Linked DNA regions of Homo sapiens: region 1 is linked to region 2. A link is a loop called in an ENCODE intact Hi-C map of the cell type or tissue named here. Cell type or tissue: heart right ventricle. All regions are shown on one strand.

The links. Hi-C counts contacts between places; a loop is a spot of excess contacts. Peaks named below come from ENCODE experiments on the same cell type or tissue, not always from the same donor. Only the 100,000 strongest peaks of a DNase experiment are listed, where the experiment ranks them.
Region 1: a loop joins it to region 2, with 2.8 times the contacts of the local background. A loop is called at or near these places in 6 of 110 quality-filtered maps.

The regions. Positions count from the first base shown.
Region 1 is chr9:135,071,177-135,079,176 of GRCh38, reverse strand. It overlaps a transcript of OLFM1 not described here. Among named protein-coding and RNA genes, the nearest start is that of OLFM1, 12 kb to the left of the region's middle. In heart right ventricle, no CTCF peak of the experiment used is centred here; a DNase peak (open chromatin) is centred at 3,836; H3K4me3 peaks cover 1,645 bases; H3K27me3 peaks cover 2,894 bases.
Region 2 is chr9:134,694,885-134,702,884 of GRCh38, reverse strand. COL5A1 (collagen type V alpha 1 chain) reads right to left here. Exons shown (of 66, transcript NM_000093.5): 3 at 2,763-2,976; 4 at 1,552-1,714. Among named protein-coding and RNA genes, the nearest start is that of COL5A1-AS1, 46 kb to the right of the region's middle. RefSeq lists enhancers at 3,370-4,192, 4,193-5,017. In heart right ventricle, CTCF peaks have their summits at 3,987 and 4,191 (motif pointing left); a DNase peak (open chromatin) is centred at 4,194; H3K27ac peaks cover 754 bases.

The DNA of each region.
Region 1 (8,000 bases), 380 kb before region 2:
GAAACACATGATTATGGCAGAGCCTGGGGTCTTCCCTCAAAGCAAGCCGGCCCCAGGTGCCAAGCGGCAAGGGTTTGGACTCACTTAACATTGTAAGCCCAGAATTGACCGAGTTAAATCTAACCAGCTGGTACCCAGGAAATGCTTGTCTAAGGAGAGGATGAGTGAGCCAAGGAAAGAATGGGGTTGGGGGTCTGTAGCAGGAAGGGATTTTACTCAAGAATCATCTTGTTTAATCCTCCTTGTGAAACAAGGAAGGTCAGGCTCAGAGGGGTTAAAGGGCCTTTCTCAAGGTCACACAGCCAGTGTCTGGTGGGATCGGGGTGAGAATGAGGCCATCTGGGTTCAAGGTTGTTGCTACAAAGCTTCCCAGCCCCTTTTACCCTATCACGTACAAAAAACATTCTTCACTCTGAAGGGAAGCCTGGGGGGTGTGGCGGTGGGCCTGGAGCCCAGGGAGTCCCTGCCCTGCCCCACCTTCCCCAAGGCCCAGAGATCAATGCCTCTGGACCCTGCCCCGGAAGCTCAGTACCATGCCACTTTACCCTGCTTCTCTAAGAGCATGAAATACCAGTCTTTTGTTGAAAATCACAGAGCAAGACCATGTGAAATGTCTTTCTGTCTGAGGACAAAGTTCACCTGGCCCCACAGCCTTGCGTGTCGTAGGCCATCCATCAACGGTTGGTGTTTGATTGAGTGTCTCATCGTAAGTAAGCTGTCGGGAGAACAGATGGCCCCGCCATGTGCTCCACTCCCCCTGCCTGTCCGCCTGAATCCTCCAGGCAGCATTTCTTAAGTGCAGGTAGGATCCAGGCGTTTCTGACATCTTCTTATGTCGACGTATGCTCATTTAGAAACACAGTGGCCCTAGAATCGCATGTCCATCCCTTGGAAGGAGCTAAAAGCAAGGATGTGGCTGTTGGAGCAATTTACCTACAGTGGAAGCGGGAGGCAGACACCAGGCAGCTCCAGCACCCTATCCTGAAGCCCAGACATGCTTCTTCACTCACTCACAAATATGAGCAGCATTGCTCAGGGAACCCGCAACGCATAACTTTGGAATCAAGAAAGTAAGATGCTTGGGGATGGATGTCCCCCAGTAGCTCTTGGAATCAGAGCAGGCTGGTCCTGCCCCCACACCCATTCCCGACCCCAGATGCCATCTTAGAGGTCAAAGATGAAAGTCACCTGGCATAACCCCAGTGGGGCCCACCCAGGTGGGGACTAGGGTAGCCAGGCTCTCGGGTGCTGGTGCTGAGCCAGCCACTCTCTGCCCCCTTCAGAGACTCAGAAACGTTGACGTGATTTCACCTGCTGAGGCTTTTTTCCAAAATCCCAACACATTAGGATAACTGGCCTCCAATGCAAGATTCCGAAAGCACAATTATCAGAAGCCAGCCTGGGGAAGGTGGAGCTGTACCATGAGGGTGGGAGGTGCCTCCTGGCTGAGTCAAGGGACACATTCCCCTGAGACAGCCTGTGGTTCAGCTTCAGAGAGAGGAACATGCCAGGCCAGCAAAGAAAACAGCAGCATTTCCCTTCCTGACCCGCGGAGGCTGTGGGCTGGCGGAGCTGACCAGGGTCCTGAAGGTGGCTGGCTGGGCCCTGACTCTAAGGTGTGAGGATGCAGGGGTGTGACCAGGGGCTGGCTGGGGTTCGGATGTCCAGCACCCTTCGTGTGGATGGACAAATACTTTCACCACTGAGACAAGGCTTCTAATTGAAGTTGAACCAAAAGTTTCTCCCCAGAACAGGGAATCTTTAAAAAGACACAAAGAGGAGAACTTAGGGAGGAAAAGCATCTTTTGGCCTGGGCATGGAGGCTTCAGGGTGCCATTAAGGCTTGGAGGGCCCTTGGGTGCGGCCATGTCCAGGACCACCCAGAATCAGCCATCTCTTTGCCAAGGTGTCTCAATAAGACACAGGCATAGCCCTTTGTGGGGCAGCTTGCCACTAATCAGGACCTGGTTGGCTCTTCTCTGCAGGTATCTGCTCCCCTGTGTGTGCATGTGTGTGTGTGTGTGTGCACATGAATGAATGCATCTGTCCAGCAACAGTGCACAACCACCACCCTCCACCAGGCCTTCCTGGGGCCAAGAAAACCTCTCCTAGAGGCCATGCAGAACCTCTCCAGGAGGGACTGGCTGATCGTCTGGGCAGCACCAGGAGAAGGGCTCTGAGGGTAAGCGGGACGACATAACCCCACTGCTGGATTGGGATTTGGACTGCACATCCTGGGCAGAGCCAGGGAGCCAGCGTGGGCTTCCAGGCAAAACAAGGGAAGCTCGTTCAGTGTCTTCTCTCCTGTGGTCTTCCTCTCGCTCTCTGGCCCTCCCATCTTCTCTGCTTTGTTTTCTCTTTTATTCTGAGGGAGATGGAGGAAGGGAGGAAGGAAAGAAGGGTCAGGGGCAGCTGGGGCTTGGGGCCAAGGTACTGGCTGCCCATCACTTCCTGGACTTGCAACTCCAAAGGGCCAGAGTCTCCCAGTTCAGAGCGTGGCACAGTGGCATCATTGAAAGGGCATTTTAATGTCACTCCCAAGCAGCCCGGCTCCCTCGGCTGGCAGGCTCTTCCGAGCACCATAGTGCCAAAGCAACCCTCCCAGTTCGGCGCTCACAGACAGCCCTTCTCCTCCCCCAAGACCTGCCAGCTCCAATATGCATCTTTAAAATGGAGAATACCAAGCAGAGACCTTTCTCTATTGATACATTGTTCAGGGTACGACAAGCCCGTTTGAAATGCCCACGATCCCCACACCAGCACGCCACAGGGCTCCTCACTCACCTCCTGCCGGGCATGTGGCCACAGCCCCCCAAGCCCTGCATATTAAGCCAGCAATGCACACAGCTGGCCGGCACGCTGGCTGCCCTTCCAGGTCTCAGCGGCACAATCCCCACCGCCTGTTTCTGGAGCCCCCAAGGGCAGCGTTATGCCCAAAGGGAGGATGAGCCACTCAGGGGTGTGTGTTGGGGGTAGGACTAAGGTCCCGCCACCTCTGAAAATGCCTGGGGTCTTGGCTATCCGGCTCTCACTCTTCCCCCTCCAGATGACAATAGCAGCCAAAGACCCCCTCGTGCTGCCCTTTGAACTTCTCAGCAGGGAGTCGGGGGCAGCGGAGTCCTAGGAAAAAGGGGGCAGCTGTCAGCTCTGCTGAGCCGGGGCTGGAGGAGCGCCGTCTCCGGTCAGCCTGCACCCCTCCCTCCCACCCAGGTCCAGCCTAGCGCCCTGGCCCCCTCCCCAACCCCGGCACTTCGGGCGCCCAGGCCGGGGGCGCGGGGCGGCGCGGAGCCAGAGCCGTTCCCGGACTTTGTGGGGCTCCCGAGGGGCCGGGCCGGGCGCCTGGCAGGGAGGAAAATGGCGTTGGATGCACGTACTTGAGTGAGTTCAGTGCCCATCAGGATGAGGAAGAGGAGGCTGAGGAGCTTCCGGGCCGGGTGCATGTCTCGCTGCCACCTCCAACGACCTGGCATGCAGGGCCCTGGGTGCTGGCCGGCCGGCGGCTGCGTGGACGCGGACGCGCTCCGGCTCTGGCCCCGGCTCCGCTGGCTCCGGCGGCGGCGCCTGGCTCGTGTCCCCACGCCTGGATTCAGCACCCGGAGCGGGCGGCGCGCGGGCTCTGCTGCGCGAAGCCTCCGCTCTGCATATTTATCGCGTCCCGGTTCCGGCGCGTCTGCCTCCGGGCAGGGCTGGGCAGGGCTGGGCTGGGCGGGAGCTGCGCCCTCCTCTCTCCTCGCCTCCTAATGGCTCCCCCGCGCGCCTGGCATTGGCGGAGAGAGGCGCGCCCTGCGGAGCACGAACGCGCGCTGGGCTGCGGTGGGTGCCAAAAGTTTGCTCGGAAGGGGCGGGGGCGGGGGTGGCGCAGAGGGACCCGCGCGCCTCGCTCTCTCCCGGGGAGGAGGGCGGCGGCCGGCGGGGAAGCAGGCTGGGACAGGATGTGACATCAAAAAGGCGGGGGAAATTGAACTGGGATAGAGAACTCCATCCTGGCCGGCCTGAGCCCTCGCGGGCTCCAGGTCCCGGGAATGGGGACAGAGGGGTTGCCCGCGCTGGGGACCTGGGCCCCTGGACAGGGAGTGGGCCGAAGATTGGGGGGGGGGAATGACAGCTGGGAGTGGGAGGGATGGGATGTTAAGTCTTGATGTCTATGGAGTGACAGGAGATAAAAGCTGAATGGGTCCTTAAAATTCACCCTTCAATGAGGTAAACTGAGGCTGGGTCAGGAAGGATGTTTCCAGGAGGAGGGGTCAGGGAGGAAGCCAGGGTTAGAACCCTGGTCACCTGGCACGCAGCCCTGATGAGTGGGGAGGTCAGCAAAGGGGTGGAAGCAGGAACAAGCATTGGGTGCTGGGCTCCTGTCCCCAGACAGGGCATGTGGACGAGAGTCTGTCTGTGTGCTCCTGGGGGTGGATACGACGTGCCTGTAAGGGGCCCTGTCATCGTGTGTTAGGTTGTGACACAGCTCTGCCCTCCCCAGGTGCCTTTTCTGAACCAGGAACCTAAGAGAGGAGCTCTCCCACCAGGGCCGGGGACTTCCAGAACCCCCTTGGCTCTGCCCGTCCTGGTGCCCTCCTTCCCTGGCCCTGGTGGGAGAGCTCCTCTTAGGTTCCTGGTTCAGAAAAGGCACCTGGGGAGGGCAGAGCTGTGTCACAACCTAACACACGATGACAGGGCCTCTTATAGGCACGTGCCAGGACCACAGGGCCCCTTACAGGCAGGTGCGTATCCACCCCCAGGACTCCCTTGGCTCCGCCCTTCCTGGTGCCCTCCTCCCCTTTCCTCCCTCTCTATGTCCCCTCTCCCTCCACCCTCCTTTAATGTGTACTCAGACCCGTTGACTAAAGGAGCTGTCTTGGGGCCCACGTTTTCCATTTAAATTCCTGATTTTGTGGAAGAGTCCCAAGCACCTGTATTTTCTGAGAAGCTAAGGTTGCAGTAGGTATCTAGAAGCCTCTCTCTGTTCTCTATTGTTTAGTCTTTAGTCTATGGAAAATAAACTCCCTAAAGAGAATCTCTGACAAGAAGAGACTCCAGACTCAATAATTGCAGAGAGCAGCACTGCCCAGGATGATGTGGCCCGGCCCCCTGTGTCACAGATGAGGCCGCTGGAGTTCAGGGGAGTCACGTACCGGGGTCACCCAGGGATATCCAGAACAAGGACAATGCCACCTCCTGCCCCTGTCACCATGCTGCTGGCATCTGGGAGGCATCCCCTGGGCATTGGGTGCAGGAGCTGGGCACATGTGCTGAAGAAGAGAAGATGGGAAGGGGCCCTCCGACACGGCCGTTGCACCCTGAGGGCCTTTGCTGTGGGGACTCTGTTCTCTGAGTGCTGGGGACAGAGCTCCCTCCAGGGAAGCCAGAGGGCCCGCCTGTTGGTCTGGGTGGGCTTCCCAGCCTCAGACGAGTTTAAGCAGTGGCATTCCTGGTGATATGCCACGGCCCCTGAGGCAGGGTGGCCCCCAAGACTCTGTGAGGAGATGGTGCTGGGAAGAAATTGGGGGGGGGGTGCAGCTGTGGAGGCTTCTTTTCTCTCTGCCCCCCTCATGTTACTACCCCCAGTGTCTTTGTTGTCCTAGAATGGAGGAAAGCTGTTTGTAAGCCCCTTGGGGATCGTTGAGAGAGGCAGCCAGGGGCCGGAGTGGACCCTGTGTTTGGAGCTGAAGGGATCTCCGGGTAGTGGCTGTCTGAGCCTCAGTCCCCACATCTGTCGAATGGGAATGAATGGTCCATATACTGCAGGTCTCGGGGCTACTGAGGAGATCCAGTGCAGGAATAAACACACTCTATATGCTTAAGAACTCTACGTGCATGGGGCACGCGCAGCACCCCAGGCCTCGACCCAAGTTTCTCCTTCAGCCTTCACATTGATGCTCCAAGTGGCCGCTAATAAATGTCTGGGCTCTGGGAGACCTGTGACATGGCCATAGAGCTGGAGTGCGACCCCCGTCTTTGGGGTTTTGTTCCTGTGGGCTGGGGAGGAAGGCTGCATTGATTTCCTTGAGTGGACTGAGGCCTCAGATCCAATTTTAGCAAGGATGGTTTTTATTTTTAAAGTTACACACCAGGTGACCCAGCAATTCCACTTCTGAGTACACACCCAAGGGAAGAGAAAGCAGGGACTGGAGCGGATATGTACACGCCTACGTTCATGGCAGCATTATTCATAACAGCCAAAAAGTGGGAACAGACAGGGCGTGGTGTCTCACGCTTGTAATCCCAGCACTTTGGGAGGCCGAGGCGGGTGGATCACCTGAGGTCAGTACTTTGAGACCAGCCAGGCCAACATGGTGAAACCCAGTATCTACTAAAAATACGAAAATTAGCCAGGTGTGGTGATGGGCACCTGTAGTCCCGCCTAGTCAGGAGGCTGAGGCAGGAGAATCGCTTGAACCAGGGAGGCGGAGGTTGCAGTGAGCCGAGATCACGCCATTGCACTCCAGCCTGGGGGACAGAACGAGACACCATCTTAATAAAACAAATAAGCAAACAAACAAAAAAGTGGGAACAACCCCTGTGTCCATCAACAGATGCATCAACAGACAGATGTGCTCCATCCAATGAACTGTTACCAGCGATGAAGAGAAGGGAAATTCCAACACATGCTACAACACAGATGAAGCTTGAAGACATTATCCTCAGCAAAATAAGCCGGTCACTGACGGACAAGTACTGCAGGATTCTGCTTTTATGGGGTCCCTAGAGTAGTCACATTCACAGAGCTGGGAAGTAGATTAGTGGTTACCAGGGGCTAAGGGGAAGGAGGTTGGGACATGATTGGTGAGTGGGTACAAGTTTAAGCCTGGAATAATGACAAAGTTTTGGAAGTCGACAGTGGTGACGGTGGCACAATATGGTGAATGTCATCAGTGCCACAAACTTGTGCACTTCATGGGTAAAATGGTAAATTTTATGTTATGCATATGTAACCACAGTTTTAAAAATATAGTAATATAATATACCAAAACCATTGAATTGTACACCTTAAGTGAGTGAATTGTATGGTATGTAAAACATATATATATATATATTTTTTTTTTTTTTTTTTTTTTTGAGACGGAGTCTCGCTCTGTCGCCCAGGCTGGAGTGCAGTGGATCGATCTCAGCTCACTGCAAGCTCCGCCTCCCAGGTTCATGCCATTCTCCAGCCTCAGCCCCCCGAGTAGTTGGGACTACAGGCGCCCGCCACCACGCCCAGCTAATTTTTTGTATTTTTAGTAGAGACGGGGTTTCGCCATGTTAGCCAGGATGGTCTCGATCTCCTGACCTCGTGATCCGCCCGCCTCGGCCTCCCAAAGTGCTGGGATTACAGGCATGAGCCACCACCTGTAAACTATATCTTAATAAAGCTGTTTTTTTTTTAAAAAAAAATACAGACTTATTATTGTATTTCTTTAAAAAGATAAAATACAAAGAAGAATGTAAAAGTAACGAAAGCCCCCTACCCAGAATAGCCAGTGTTGACCATGGGGCTGCTCTGCAGGCATTCCTCTGTGCACGTGATCAGGAAATGCAAAATGTGCAAACGTAAGAGGGTGGCCTCTAAGACCAAATGGCCTGGGTGCCAAGCCAGAGCCCCCCTCTTGGGAGCTGTTGAGGCCCTGGGCCAGTCACCCTCTCCGGGCCCCATTTATCTCCCTGGGGGTGGATTGATGATGGCAGCCCCACCTCAGTGCCCAGCTGAGTGGCGTCAGGGAGCCACAGCCGTGCCAAATATTTAGAACTGTGCCTGGCACGTGGCAATGGCTAGAAAGAAATAGGAAGGATGGGCAAATGCTGGTGTAAAAGATGACATCATCCTTCCCAGGCTTTGCAGCCCAGAAATATTAGATTGAACTGCAACGTAAAGAAGGAAGGGGAACAAAGTCAAGCCGAAGATGCTGCTGACTTCAAGCGCGTTTATCTTCACCATGCGAGGCATTGTTTCCTAGAAGAACCTTCTAAGATTGAGAAGGAAAAGTCTATGAAGACCGTTAACTGTTTGGAATTAGACATTCTCTATC
Region 2 (8,000 bases):
TTGCCACAGCTCATGAAGCAGCCACATCTGTGATCCCATTTTACAGACGGAGACCCTAAGACAGAGAAATAGCAGAGCAGCTTGCCCGAGGCCCAAATCCAACAATCGACAGAGCCCAGGTGGGCTTGCCCTGAGGCCAGCACTCTGCTGAATGTCCAGTTCACAGTGACACTACGTGGTCCCCAGTATGATTTCCTAGAAAGGTGAGACTTTCAGAATTGCCCTCTTCTCACACGCTCAAAGCCCCAGGGTCAGTTCAACCGTGCCCGTCCCCACGAGCAGACATCGATATCTTTAACACAGAAATGAACTAGTACGTGTGATGTCTCCTTCGCGTGCCCTTGGCAGAACACCAAGATTGAGTCAACACGGTGTCTGGTTTGGTGACCCCGAGTCACCGAGAAGAAACATGGCCCTGGGGACCCCACCTCAGCCATGAAACGGGGGCAGCCGGATGCAGAACCGATGTGTAGACACAGCCAGGAGCTCACGGCAGCGCTCGGGGATTTAGGGAGGAGACACTGCCCTAACTTGTCCCATCTCTGCAGCCCTGGAGGAGGAAATCCCAGAGCCAGGATGGCCCTCGGAGGCCATTTAAGCCAGTGGCTTTCGAACAGGTTTTAGCCACAGAGACCCGGGTGCAAAACCAAATCTTCTGCAAAACCCAACTTACATAAACGACAAGGAAGCCCAGTGGAGGGGTCCTGGCTGCCGCCTAACCCAAGCCGCGGAGGCAACGGTCACTGCAGTGCCCTTGGGAAGGGCAGAGTCCAGGACCCTGTGCAGGCTGTCGCCCCAGCACCCCAGGAGGCAGGGCCCTGGAACCCCTACAGGCTCCTGGTGACTCCAACGCCCCCACCCGGGGCAGCTGGGGATCACTGGTCACCTGCAGAAGCTCTCAACCTGTTTCTTGGCAGTGGGACGGGGCATTCTCCTGCTCTCTCACGCAGAACCCCAACCTATGAAGGGCTCCATGGGCTGAAGTGAGGGTCCCAGAGCCCACTCAGCTCAGGCCCCGACTCCCAAGCCTCTGAGGCATTCCCCGGGAAAGCAAGGCCCCTGGCTGGACACAGCTAGACTGGAGTGAGGCCAGCCCGAGTTGGGTCGGCACAGGTCTCCCTGGTGCGTCCACACGGTGGCCCAGCTCTGCCCTTCAAGCTCACCCAGAGGACAGCTGCCCCTGTCCCAGGATGGCCTCGGATACAGACGGCAGGAGTGTGCAGGTTTCCAGGAGCCTCAGCACGAGGCTGGACAAAGGCCCTGTCCTTTCCGAGCCAGCACCCAGGAGACTCACGTACTGGGCCCTTGGGACAAGGGCGGCCACTGCCATCCCCACGCGGCCTACAGGCGGCAGCAGCTCTGGCCCCTCCATTTCCGAAAGCCACAAACATCTCTTAGGATGGCAGCAGAGGCTTCTGACCAACAGAGACGGTGACCACAGTGGACCGCCAGCCGGTCCCGGCCCGAGGAGCCTCCTCCAACAGCAGTCACAGTGGCTCCACAGGAGGAGTGCCCTGGTGGGCACAGGGGTTGGTCTGCCCTCCTGCTCACCTCAAACACCTCCTCATCCAGGATCCGGGTGCCAAACACGATGATGCCATTGATGTCGATCATGGGGTGGTCGCTGCGGTCGAGGAATTTGGTGGTCTTCTTTTTACAGTCGAGGATCAAGGTGACATTTTTCTTGTGGACGCTGAGAGCAATTCTGTGCCACCTGCAAAGAAACAGATGGTGAAGACAGGGCTTGGATCACAGATGCCAGCTCAAGCAATTTTGCTGCAAATTCCTCGAGACACAGGAAGAAGGCCCACTTCCTGCACGATCGTGGTGGGGCGGAGCAGATCAAGGCCCAGCCTCTGGAATCAGACAAGTTAGGGCAACACCCCGTGCCATGAGATCTACTCATTCCCCAGAACCCTCGTCCCTCAGACAAGGATGGCTGTCTGAACCCTGGAAGCCCAGCCGGGAGCCCAAGTGAAAGGGGGAAGGGGGAGCACACAGCACTCGGCACTGGCTCGGGACCCAGGAGTGTGGTCCCTGGGAGCGTGGTCCCTGCGGTGCGGTCACAGCCATCGGGAGAATGGCAGGGCGGCGGCCGTTGTATTTTGCTGTGTGCATGCGAGCACTTGTCACGTGCCCTCTGAACCCCGATGGCAAACTGCAGGCAGCCAGAGAAGACCGGGTGTGGACGGGAAATGGTGGAAGGAGTGGATCTGTCTGAAAGTCTTGGCGAAGAATTCAGAAATCATGTATTGAAGACGTTCGGAGATTATCAGGGCATGACCTCACACGTGCTGACCACGAAAGAGGAGACTGACAACCCCTGGTGTTGAGGTCTGCACCCAACAGAGCGTGCTGGCACGACCCGCTTTTTCTCATGCTCACTCCCACTCCTAACACACCTGTGTCCTTGAAGGATACCTGAAATCCTTTCTGGAAAAGGTTGGGTATAACCTCACAATTTCCTGTGTCCCTTCTGACACAAACAGGCGGGAATTTGATGTGCTTTAGTGCACTTTACAAAGGGATAATGGAGGGCCAGGGAGGAGAAGTGACTCCCCAGAGCCACAGAGGATGAATCAAGACCATAACCCAGGTTTCAGGACTCCAAGCCCAGCACCCTCTCCTCTGCTGCGGCGTCTGTGGGAGTCTCAGTACCGGCTGCTGCACGTCCTCTACTGTGCCCCACATCTGGTCAGTGGTATGAGCTGGCCTGATCCCCCCTCCAGCAGGGGGACAGTTGCCCAGAAGTGCCCACTTACTTGCCATCTGACAGGTTGATGCCCCGGAAGAGGGGGTAGTCTTCCGGGCCAGGCTTCCCCGTGTGGTCCTCGTAGAGGAAGACGGGAGAGCGGCCCAGCTCCAGCCCAATCTGCTGGATACCCTGCTCGTTGTAGATGGAGACCAGGAAGGCCTGGCTGCCTTTCTTGGCTTTCACAGTTGTTAGGATGGAGAAGTCCTCGGGAAATGCAGACGCTGGAACAGAGCACAGAGGTGAGAAGGCAGTCGGGGAGCCCCTGCAACCACACCCAGCCATGGCTCTCTGCAAACAAGCCAGCCCGGGACCCTGGGAAGCTGTGCTGCCCGTCGTGGGGCACTGCCATCTGCTGCACATCTGCCCCTTGATCAAACTGCTCCTGCAGCCCTTCCCTGCTCCCACTTGGCCAAACCTGCCCCCTTCAAGACTCAGTGCAAATGCAAACTCCTCCATGAAACACAACTGGTCCTTCCAGCTGGGAGCCCTCAACACCCTGCCCTCAGCTCCTGCGCCTAACACATCTGTGTGTTGACCCTCAGGAGAACCTCTCAGGCTGTGAGCTGCCTCTGGATGGAGGCTGCTTCTGAGGTGTCTTAGTACGCTCCATGAGGTCACACCACTCAGCATGCAAGGAAGGGAGGGAGGGAGGGGGAGGGAGGGAGAGAGACGGAGGGAGGAAGCAGAGAGAGGAAGGGAGAAGGGAAGCAACAGCCTCGAACCGCCACTAGAATTGTACTTTGTGACATTTCCTGGTTGATACGCAAAACAGAGAAAAAGTGGAAATTCATCAAAAGAATTTAATCCAAATTTAAAATTAGAAAAAAATATATCCCTAGTATGTTAACGGGAGGAATTACCTCTTACAACACATGCCAGGAGCAATTTGAGGTCATTAAAAGGCAGACCCAGGCTGGCCCGGCCACAAGCACCTAAGCCCACTCCACATATCTGCCCCTCATCCGTGGGCATGACCGGGAGCCCCAGCCCCTCCTGTCCATCGATCCTGGTGGCAAAGGCAGCGATGCTCTCACCCTGGGCCACCTGCAGTTCTGCCAAGAGCCTGGGGCTGATGGAGGGCCTGTGGCTAGTTGATGCCGGTGGGCCAGCCAAAAGTGCTGGGCCTAAGGCTGTGGGCTGCTCAGAACGGGCCAGAAGGAGCGGTGTCCCAGGAGGGTGTCAACAGGGACATGCCAAGGAAGGGGGGCCCAGGACCTGCTGCTGGAGCCGCCCCACAAGCAGCACCACTACGGAGGGCTGGGATCTGGTGGGTGGGCTTGAGCCATCGTGAATCCATTACCAGACCCACCCCTTCTTTAGAAGTGGGAACAAAGGCTAACCAGGTGGCCCAGAGGCCCCTGACCCCATGGGGCAGCAGAGTCTGGATCTGCGGCAGCAGCGCCTGCAAGGCGGCTATCCATGAGCACCCTCTGCTGGCGAAATTGTGGCAAGGCGGGCAGCAGCGTCACCACCTCTGCCCCTGGTCACTCCAGCACAGCTGCAGGTACAACACTGGGAGGAAGGGGACGCTGAAGGCCCCCTCGTCCCACAGCATCCTGAGGCTTCCAAGGGGGAGGAGAATGCTGCCTGTCACAGCCTCTGCATCCTCTGTAAGGTGCTGCAGGGAGATCTCCTGAGGTTCTGCAAAATGAGGGGCCACTACTCCAGGCAAACCCTCCAAGGCCCCCACAGGCCAACCCAGAGCCTGCGTGAGCGCTGGAAGCTGCCACAGCAGCAGGCTCATCCTGCAGTCACGAATCTCTCACTAAGGCACTGACAGGGAACAGGGCTGCCCAGCTGTGGCCGGGCACCCTGTGTTGACCAGCTCCAAGCCATGACTCAGCTGTTCCCACAGGAGACTGGGCCCCAGGTGGGCCTGGCCAAGGCACCTGCCCCCAAAGCTGGGGACAGCCCCAGGTGGGGGTGATGACAGTCAGTGTGGCCATCTGGGAAAGGCAGGTTTCACGGAGGAACTGGCTCAGGACTCCCATGTCTAGACACAAGCCATCAGCTTTGTTTTTTTGGGTTTTTTTGTGGGGTTTTTTTGAGATAGAGTCTCGTTCTGTCGCCCAGGTTGGAGTGCAGTGGTGAGATCTCGGCTCACTGCAACCTCCACCTCCCAGGTTCAAGTAATTCTCTTGCCTCAGCCTCCCAAGTAGCTGGGACTACAGGTCCACACCACCACGCCTGATTAATTTTTGTATTTTTGGTAGAGACGGGGTTTCACCATGTTGGTCAGGCTGGTCTCGAACTCCTGACCTCAGGTGATCCACCCGCCTTGGCCTCCCAAACTGCTGCGATTATGGCTTTGCATCATCCTTCCACATGAGGGGATGTGGGCGGGGGACTCTGGAGATGACAGCCTTAGCTGGTCCCACCTATGGCAAGGGAGTGGGACCTGCCATGCCCACCCACCGTAGGGACCCCATATGGCAAGGCTGCCAGCAGGACCATGGCAGCCCCACGTGATCCCTGGGAGTGCATGGGGCACTGAGGGCCAGGTGGGGTCTCACCTGAAGCACTCAGGTCCCCGTCCACACCCAGGGCAGATGGCACAGTCACCATCTGAGTCCACTCCCTCACTCTCATTGCAAAGGGCCACCTGGCTCCCGTCCCCACCCCACCGCCACCCTGAGTGCCAGAGTCATTCTTCCGTCTTAAAAGATCAAAGAACGAGTTGCGCACACTCATGTCTCCGGCACAAGGCACCGCTAGGCCCACGAACCCCCATCTCCGCAGCTCATTAAAATGCCGTTTCTCAAGTTTTGAAATCTCTATGGTAACAAATTTTCTCAGCTCAGATAAAACCCGAAAGGATAAATTATGTTTAACATTAATCTCTCTCCTGGCAAAATAACAATGGATTTATTGTCACTGTGAGATGGCCCATTCGAGTCATGACATGAGCTGGGACGCTGATACTTTATAATCTACGCTGTCCGGGCACTCTGGGAGGAGGGAATCGGCTGTCGAACACTTCATGTTTCATTTCTCCAAGAAAAGTCACAGTTGAGGGGTGGGCTCCGGACTCCCTCAGAGCTTTTCATTTTTTTTTTTTTAAGACAGAGTCTCACTCTGTTGCCCAGGCTGGAGTGCAGTGGCGTGATCTCAGCTCACTGCAAGCTCCGCCTCCCGGGTTCACGCCATTCTCCTGCCTCAGCCTCCCGAGTAGCTGGGACTACAGGCACCCGCCACCAAGCCTGGCTAATTTTTTTGTATTTTTAGTAGGGATGGGGTTTCACCGTGTTAGCCAGGATGGTCTCGATCTCCTGACCTCGTGATCCGCCTGCCTTGGCCTCCCAAAGTGCTGGGATTACAGGTGTGAGCCACCCCGCCCGGCCAGAGCTTTTCACTTTTACTTCTGCTGAAGTCCAAAGGCACTAGAGCATTTTAGGTATGCAGTAGGAGTACAATAAATGCATTTGTGTTGAAACTAAATCATACTGAGCCGACAGTTACTAAGCATACCGATTGCTCACTACAGTGGATCACGTGATCAATAAACAGTGACTGATCCCCTAATAAACAGTGATTGGTGCCAGGCGCTGGGGTGACACAGTCAAAGGACAGATATGGTCCCTGACCTCAGAAAGTGATACTCCCACGATACAAACAGAAATCATCAAACCAAACCAGTTAGTTAAATAATTGCAGGCTGGGCGAGGTGGTTCATGCCTGTAATCCCAGCACTTTGGGAGGCCAAGGCAGGAGGATCACTTGAGGTCAGGAGTTCCACACCAGCCTGGCCAACATGGTGAATCCCTGTCTCTGCCAAAAATATAAAAAAAATTAGCCGGGTGTGGTGGCACACACCTGTAATCCCAACTACTCGGGGGGCTGAGGCAGGAGAATCGCTTGAACCTGGGAGGCAGAGGTTGCCGTGAGCCAAGATTACACCACTGCACTCCAGCCTGGGCGACAGAGTGAGACTCTGTCTCAATAATAATAATAATAATAATTGCAAATAATGCAGGGGGCAGTGGGGCAGGGTGGCAGAAAGAGGTCAGAGGATAGGAAATGAATGCGGGGTGTGGCTAACTTTGGACAGGGGGCCAGGAACCTGGGGGGCGGCTGAGGTTTCAGCTGGACCCTGGCAGCCCAGGAGGGGCCGGGCTAAGGGGAGCATGGCAGGCCCAGGGCAGAGGCCCAGGATCCAGGGGCACCGAGGCAGCCCTGCAGAAGGAATTTCACCAGCCATCTTCAGTCCCGACCAGAAGGGCTCTCAGTCCCACATTGGGGTGGGACAGGTGAGGGGCTCCAGAGAGGAAGCTGCCATCTGGCAGCCCCTGCAGGGATAACTTGGTTCTGGAACCTTCTGGCCTGGACCCAAACTTACTGCATTTGTCATGGCCAGAAGTGAAGTTTACATTCCCTGGGCTGGACTAACCCATGGGGTCGAAGATAGAGTGAGGAAGAGACGGTCTCCAGTCTCACCAGGTAGATTCCCAGGTGGGAACCCCGCATCTTATTTCATGGGACCCCCCTCCTCTCAGCCATCAGGGAACCCCTATCCTGCTCTATGGGGGTACAGGGGAGTGGGGAGCATCTGCTCAGTGAGTAGAGGGTCTGCAAAGCCCCCAGGCTGAGGACACTACCCTCCCACCGCTGCCTCCATCTTCCCCTCACGTCAGCCTGCCCCTGCAGCTGGCACCCTGTTCGGCCGTCCCTGCCACCCTCGTCCAGCACTCAGCGCAATCCTGTGGAGGGTCCCAGGGCCCAGCGCAACTGGCTGCTCCCTTGCTCTCTGGCAGGAAGGTACTGGCGGGGGCAGCGAGGGGCAGCAGGACATTCTGCCTAAGGGAGGCTGATTCTGGAGCCCAGGCCCCAGGGTGCAGGAGAGCCACAGGCGAAGACAGGGTGTTGGCCAAGGGGCAGGGGGGTGTGGGCAGAGCCGTGGCCTCCACCCAACCCTGGGTGTCCTGAGTAGGAGGCAAATCTCAGAGGCCTGGTCTGAAGAGGGGTACGGAGGAAAAGGCACCTACAGAGGACAAAATAGAGAGGACCCCACCCACAGCACCAGAGCCGAGGAGGAGGATGCGTGCTGATCCAGGAAGTGGGCTCAGGTGGGGCTGGTCCCCAAGTCAGGTGACCAGGGGGGACACTGCCTCGCCTGGTCATCCTCAGAGGGGACAGCTCAGATCTGGGTCATTACAAACAAGCAGTGCTGGGTCAACAAGGCAGGGAGCACACCATCCCGGGCCCCCAGTGGGGACGTGGATCCCAGAGCTCGGGCCGCCTGGTGAGG